2 separate regions of the Homo sapiens genome follow, and region 1 is linked to region 2. The links are chromatin contacts, found by Hi-C or POLR2A ChIA-PET in ENCODE. All regions are on one chromosome and are shown on one strand. The core of a region is the stretch at or near the end of the contact, and the rest is flanking DNA. Distances in the headings are between cores, read along the strand shown. Region 1 overlaps MBNL1 (muscleblind like splicing regulator 1). Region 2 overlaps MBNL1 (muscleblind like splicing regulator 1).

The links. Hi-C counts contacts between places; a loop is a spot of excess contacts on that map. ChIA-PET counts read pairs that join two places held with the same protein, here RNA polymerase II (POLR2A). Pooled maps may share reads with other maps.
Region 1: a map of psoas muscle shows a loop between it and region 2 (2.2-fold over the local background). The contact joins two enhancer-like sites. A Hi-C loop is called at or near these places in 6 of 168 maps with a recorded cell type or tissue (CD8-positive, alpha-beta T cell, MCF 10A, PC-9 and 3 more) and 2 of 50 pooled maps. POLR2A ChIA-PET finds 5 or more read pairs at or near these places in 18 of 52 experiments (A549, BJ, CD4-positive, alpha-beta T cell and 13 more).

What each region holds. Positions count from the first base shown.
Region 1 is chr3:152,404,367-152,408,235 of GRCh38, forward strand. The region is part of intron 2 of MBNL1 (muscleblind like splicing regulator 1); the gene reads left to right. Among named protein-coding and RNA genes, the nearest start is that of MBNL1-AS1, 140 kb to the left of the region's middle. Within about 2 kb of position 2,157, at least 6 of the 41 ENCODE cell types and tissues checked have a DNase peak (open chromatin) inside an H3K27ac peak, as active enhancers do.
Region 2 is chr3:152,321,350-152,324,835 of GRCh38, forward strand. The region is part of intron 2 of MBNL1 (muscleblind like splicing regulator 1); the gene reads left to right. Among named protein-coding and RNA genes, the nearest start is that of MBNL1-AS1, 53 kb to the left of the region's middle. RefSeq lists an enhancer at 2,366-2,415. Within about 2 kb of position 1,647, at least 6 of the 41 ENCODE cell types and tissues checked have a DNase peak (open chromatin) inside an H3K27ac peak, as active enhancers do.

The sequences.
Region 1 (3,869 bases), core at 907-3,406, 84 kb after region 2:
TTGACATAGGTTGTTGGAAACATATTACATAATATTATACTTTGAAATTTATCATGACTGAATAAGTGTTATCACTTTAGAGATACTTTACTTTATTTGTAGGGATATGTGGGATCTAGCAGGTACAAATACAACAAATGCCTCATATAAATACTAAGTAATGATGTTATTATTCTCAAGCTGACTTAACCAAAATGTTTTTCCTCTCTGATTTCCTTTAGTTACTTTTATATTTCTCAATAAAGACTTGCCCCTTAAAACATACCATCCTATATTACTGTCTAACTTTATATCTTTAATTTTATGTGTTTGTATGTATGTTTACATATATATGTATGTATATATACACACACAAAGATATATAACTTTTTCATTATATAATAGTTTTTAAATTATTTTATATCTAAATATAATATATAACTATATATAATTAATTTTTCATTATTTGTGTTATATCCAAATTGAAGAGGCATGTCAGTGAAATATATAGATAATCCAAGAACCTCTTGCTTCACTAGGTTTCTTATTGAAGTAGATAATATGAAGCAATATTTTAACTTCTTTGGTGTTCCATTTCTTAAAAATATTGTTGATACTGTAAGACAGGTTCCTCTGAGGAAAAAAAAATGACAAGTAAATTGAAATTTACAAAAGCATCTAAATTTTTCCCATTACACTTTGGAAATGCTATGTGGATTAGTCTTCTCCAAATTCAGTTGCTTACATTATGAAATATCTTCTCCTTTGCAGAACTCAAAAGGGTTGAAGACTTCCATTTGGTTCTGACCTAGAGTCATCTGTTTCTAGTATTAGCAGTCAATGATTAAACAAAAGCAAAACAACTTACAGATGATCAAGTGGGATACACTTGGTACAAATACATATCCCTACAGTAATGATTAGGAGCACCTAGTTTGTAGTTAAACTGCCTGGGTTCAGTCACTTGTTTTGTCGTACTTAAGTATTCAGAAAAACTGAAATGTTACAAACAACCCTTCCCAGTAATACTGAGAGAGGATTAAGGGAATTAACATTGGTAAAGTTTTGAAAACAGTACCTGGAATATAGGAAGCACTATGTAAGTTTTATTATTCCTGTGTTATAATAAAAATATACCTTTTGGTTTTTAGTCAGTACTTCCTGAAGGGAAGGAGAGATTTAAAGTTGGAGCATTTTTGCTTTGTAAATGTACTAGGAACTAGTCTTAAACTATGTTTAAGCAGTCTGTAAAGAACTGCTTAAATAAGTCTTTCAAGAGATTGTTAGAAGAAAAATTGGATGCATTTGACTTAAGAAGTTTACCTCTGTTTTATCCCCAGGAAAGCTCTAGAAATTTAATAGAGACAGTCATACTGTAAATCCACCTAGTAATGGTACAATGATAAATTGGATAAATATTTATAACACATTTTGTGTTTCTCCACTGAAAGGCATGCTCTACACATAGAGCGCTAACATTTATTATGTAAATGTTAGGGCTTTTAACTATTAGCCAAGATTGAAAAGTGTCTGATTTGGATGTCATAAAACTTCAGAAGTATTTCAGCTACAAACAGTTTAGAAATCTGATTGTTGCTGTACTGAAAAAATAATGAAGCAATTTAAAAATAATAGAAACATAGTGATCTGCCATTTCCAGTTTCATGATGCTATAAAAAAAGCAGCCAACAAATGTTGGAGTGTTCAATGATGCTGGCACCTACCAAATGTCACTGGGCTTTCACAAGGTCATAGAGACTCTGGTTTGGCTCAGGGATGGTGGTCAGATCTGTCTTTGGAGCCTATGAAGACTATGGAATAGTGGCAGACAATAGGTGCAGTTAAGCCCTGCATAGCATTAACCTCAGCAGTGGTGATACACTTTTCTAAGATTCTCTGGGATAGAGGAGGCCATAGGTATGAAAAAAAAGTGAGACTTTCTTTTTACAGCATCCCATCACAAGCAACTCTAAATAGAAGAGCCTTATAGGCCCACTCTGAGGAGATTAAGATTTCTTCAGATGACTATCAGCTAAAATTGTGTGCTGAAATAACTGCTACTGCAACAGTTGTATGTGTATCTGATTTCTCACAGGCAAAAGCTGCTGGAGAAAAAAGTGGTATTTTTTGTCACAAGAATGTGTGTGTGATTTGTTGCCTTTTTCCCTTTCTCAGCCCTCTCAGTGGCAGCTACTTTGACTCTCATGCATTACATAATGTTCTGTAGAAGTGTAGAGTTTCAGTTATGCCATTTTCAAGATGATTAATGGGAATTGTGCAATTAAAGCTCTTAGGTTCTCTGGGGAAAAAAAAGTCATAGTATCCCAGTGTTTGAGTGGGGGTGTGTTGATATTGCGTCAATAGTGAGGATATTTTGGGATATCGTAAATGTCGCTATTGGTTTCAGTATCTGAGAATCTTCACCATTAAACTTAGGAGTGTTCTACAAAATAGTGCCTAGAACAGCTATTGAATACTCAAGAGGGCTGTTTAAGTAGCTAGAAAAGTCTAACCTAAAATCCCATTTGTGATTAGATTATGCACTGATGAAAAAATGTTTAATGCCGTTAAAAAGAATCTATTACATTATATTCTTTCAGGCCATGGTAAAGTTACAAATTTGAACTCAATAGGCTGTGTGTGTATTTGTATGTGTGTATTTTTCTTTCTTTTATTGGCAGTCTCAATAATTGTTAAGCCACTGTGTGTGTGTGTGTGTGTGTGTGTTTGTGTGAACTTTTCACAGGACCAGGAAAGGGGAAAAATCTACATTTGTTTTATATTGTGTTTCATTTGAAAACATGTTTTATATCTGTGGTAAAGTAATTGAAAGAAACTGGGATTATATCAGTGGAAATATGTTCTTTTTTTTTTTTTTTTTTTTTTTTTTAGTTTGTTTCACTGGTACGAAAAAAATCTCCCAGCTCTTGTGGTTGAATTGAGCTCCATGCATTTGCTGTTACGCTGATTGGGTGAATAAATAGCAATTTACATCTAGAAAGTTAAGCTTTAAATATTGATTAGGATTGCTATATCTACCTTAATTTAGAAGACTAGAGATTGCTTGCCTAGCAAAATAAGAGAATTGCCTCATTTTTTCACCTTCTGTGGGGATGCTAGGCATTTGTTGCTGGTGTTACCTGAAAGACCAATGAAGAAATCAAAACAGTAGAAGTTGTGTTTGATTTAAAGAATAGTTTCTTGCCTTTAAAGATGGTAAAACTATGAAATAAGTACAAGGGTGCTATGATACTAAACACAGACAATTATGTAATAAAAAAATCCTATTTACTTATTTAGGTTAAAGAGTCATGAATATTTGAGAATTTAAACATTAATAGAAAAATTAGTGTTACTACAATAGCAAAGACATGGAATTAACCCAAATGCCCATCAATGATAGACTGGATAGAGAAAATGTGATATCCCTACACCATGGAATACTATGCAGCCATAAAAAGAAACATAGTTACATCCTTTGCAGGGACATGAATGGAGCTGGAAGGCATTTTCCTCAGCAAACTAATGTAGAAACAGAAAAACAAACACCACATGTTCCCACTTATAAGTGGGAGCTGAACAATGAGAACACCTGGACACGAGGGGAACAACATACACTGGAGTTTGTTGGGGAGGGCGAGGCAAGAGATTGAGGGGGATTGGGATAGCAGTAGGAAAAATAGTGCATGCTGGGGTTAATACCTAGGTGATGGATTGATAGGTGCGGCAAACCATTCACTGTGGCACATGTTTTCCTATGTAACAAACCTTCACATCCTGCACAGGTACCCCAGAACTTAAAACAAAAAACAATAGTGTTAATATGAAAATATATTTCCTCCATAGTTTAACATATGATTTAAACATAGTAGATACATAATATTTACTTA
Region 2 (3,486 bases), core at 397-2,896:
CTTCTTCAGGGAACTTCAGATTTTATAAAAGTCATTTGCTTAGAGAGTAAAGTTCTGCTAATCCATTATTTTAGTTCTGTCATCTTTTTCTGCAAATAGGGTGAGTTTTCCGAGAGGGTAAGTCCCTGGTAATAATCTTAAAAATGATACAACTTTACAGAATATCTCCCCTTGCCATGAAGCAATACTTAATGTCTTGAACAGTGAGCCTCTTGTTCATGCAGCATTTAAAAGAGATGAGTGTAGAGGTCTTCCTTCTACATTCATTTTATTCGTTAGTAATTGAGAAGCAGGTCTAATTTTCTAATCTTGCAAGTTGGGAAATTATTAAAATGCTCAAGAGACAGTAGATCAAGCCTGGTGTCCCTTTCTCCATCAAATTTTAAAGGATTTTTTTTTCCTCAGTAATTCTGCCTTTGTGTATTTCCAATCTTGCTTCCTATTTGCATTGCACACAGTGGCATGTCAATTTCAAAAGAAAATGTATTCAGATCTACTTTCAAACTAACTGAAAGAGATAGTGGTATTTATTTTATCCTGAGGTTTTGTTGTTGTTGTTATGGTTGTTCTTTGTTTTTTAAATCTGGACATATCAGTAATCTCCTAAGAGAATCTATTCCAAACACAGAGACTGTTTATTCTTGTTTTAGATACTGTTTTAAAAGCCAGGTTATGTTATTATAGTATAGATATTTTAAAAAATAATGAAAACAGAGTTTTTTTAACCATATTTTTGTACTGCATAAAAATGCAGTGACAAGAGAAAAACATTAGAACTCTGTCATACTCCTAATATAGACCATTGCTGTTAGGTTTCTAACTCCATGTTCCCTGTCTGGAAGCTTTATAAGGCCGTGCCTTAGTCTTCTTAAGCCTAACACATTGTAGCCTTCCAATAAATATTACTTTATTTGTATTAAATTTAAAATGGAATAGAATGTGGTACATCACCAGCGTTCATAGCTCCTGACCCATGCCATAACTTTCCTTGCCCCATCCCCAAGATTAAAAAAACACAAACTATTAGACTAATTATAGTCATTACAGTTGTAAATTAGGTCATGCATTTCATTAAAAATTGACGCAGCTCCCTTTTTGAAAGGCTATGTCACGGAAATGCAAACTAGCCTTGTATATAGAACACTAAAATCATTTAACTTGAATTATTCTAATTACGATACCACAAAGATTAAAAAATACATCTATATTATCTCAGTCTGATAACTGGGCTGGGAAAAAATGTCAGTTTTGATATGTAACAAGATTGGTATGAGTTATTTTACGTGACAGTTTTATTGATTGATTTTTTTCATTTATAATCACTAATTTTGTGAGGTTTTCTCCCCTGCAGCAGTGGACTGAAAAAGTTAACATTTTTCTGGCATTTTTTAAGCGCTAAGAGTAGAAATCAATAGTTAAATTGACCTAATAAAAGATCTGTGCATCCTACTACTGTGACAAGAAGAGCAACAGAAAGCAACATGTATAGACTCTTAACAAGGCTCAAGGCACATTTTGGATTTGTTTTGCATATGAATTTAATAAGCATGAGACAGTGCTAGTGAATTACATTTGTTTTATTGAGTCTATTTAAGCCAGGATACTGTTAAGTAATAGACTGACGGTTTGTGGGAGCCAGATTCAGTAACAGGTCAGCAACAGACTTGCCACATGCCAAAAATGGGGTTATACTGGTTTCAGTTTGCTAACTGCCTAAGTAAACTTGTGTAGAATTTGCATTTTTTGCTTTGCAATTACTGGTTACTTCTCTTTAACATTACATTTGCATTCTATGTAAAAAATAGATTTTATATTTAATTCAAAATTTATCCAAATGTACTTACTCATTGGACATTATTTTTAAATGATAAAGGAACTTAAAAAAGTGATAGGATCAATATAGTAATAATTCTAACTCCCTTTTATACCCATATAAAATTCATTTAACTAGACTTATTCATTCAACAATATTGTTAAATAACCTAAAGGAATTTTTTTAAAGAAATAGTGTAAACATACAAATATGAATAATTTGAACTCCCTTTTATATAAATATATCTGTAGTCACTAACTGTAAATAATTTAAAAAATATATATGTACACACACGTGCGTGCACACACACACACACGTCATGCCTTAACAATGGGGATATATTCTGTGTGTCATTAGGGTATTTCATTGTTGTGTGTACATCATAGAGTATACTTACACAAACCTAAATGGTATAGCCTACTACACATCTAGGCTGTATAGTACGGCCTATTGCTCCTAGGCTGCAAACGTATACAGCCTGTTATCCTATTGAATACTGTAGGCAGTTGTAACATAATGTTATGTATTTGTGTATCAAAACATACTCAAACGTAGAAAAGATATTGTGTTGTGCTATGAGGTTATGATGTCTACAAATGTCACTGGGTGGTAGGAATTTTTCAGCTCCATTGTAATCTTATGGGACCACCATCATATATGTGGGTCCTTTGTTGACTGAAGCGTTGTTATACAGCTATTGACTATAGTTAGTGAAAAAATCTAGTTCTATGATTGGTTTTGTTCCCTCCTTTCTTATGATCACTATTCATTCAACACCTTTTATATGACATGCAGTTTGAAAGCACAGGGTATGCAAAAATTATCCCCGTTTTCGGTTGCAGTATCTGTTGCTGACCCAGATAACTTCATTTCCTTCAGCTGTGCTTTCATTTTCAACTTCTCTAGTTGGAAATAAATCCTCTTGTGTTGCCCCTTGAGGGAGAAATCGTTTAGCAGGAAATCACTTACTAATCACAGTTCATTAATCACATATAAAGAATACTTTATAAATGTCAACTGTCATTCATAGAAAATGTATGTTACCTTGAGGAATGTCTATGAATTACTTATTCATTTTCATTGCCTTTCACACATTATATTCCTTAGGAGTTTATTAATTTCAAATATAAATTGACTATGACTTATACAGAGTCTTGCAAACAAGAGAGATAGCAGTTTTGCACCTTTTCTTTGATTTACTTGTTATCTTCCTGGTCATGTAGTTAGTCTGTTAAAGTCACTCTGCCTGTATAGCTTGTTGAAGGTTACAGGCAGTGGAGTGCTGGAACTGGTTTATGTCGAGACCTCTTCCCAATTCCATGTTCAATGATGTCTTTGTTGATAGCTTAAAATTGGCTATGGTGAGAGCGTTTACACTTTGGAAATTGGCAGATGGCAACCATAGTTCTCTCCTAGACAACCACTTATTAAACCTTTAGCAGCACTCACTGTTTATAGTGTTCTTTTTCGTTTTTTAAAAATACTTTTATTATGAGGAATAGCCATGTAGAATTTTATTTCCAGATATTTTGTTGTTTAAAACCCTAAGAACATCACTCACTATACCAATTGCCAACTGAGTAACTGGGAAAGTTACTTAGCTTTTCTGTGCCCAAATGTCCTTATCTGTAAGACGGGGATGATAATAATAGCACGTACCTTGGGATTGATGT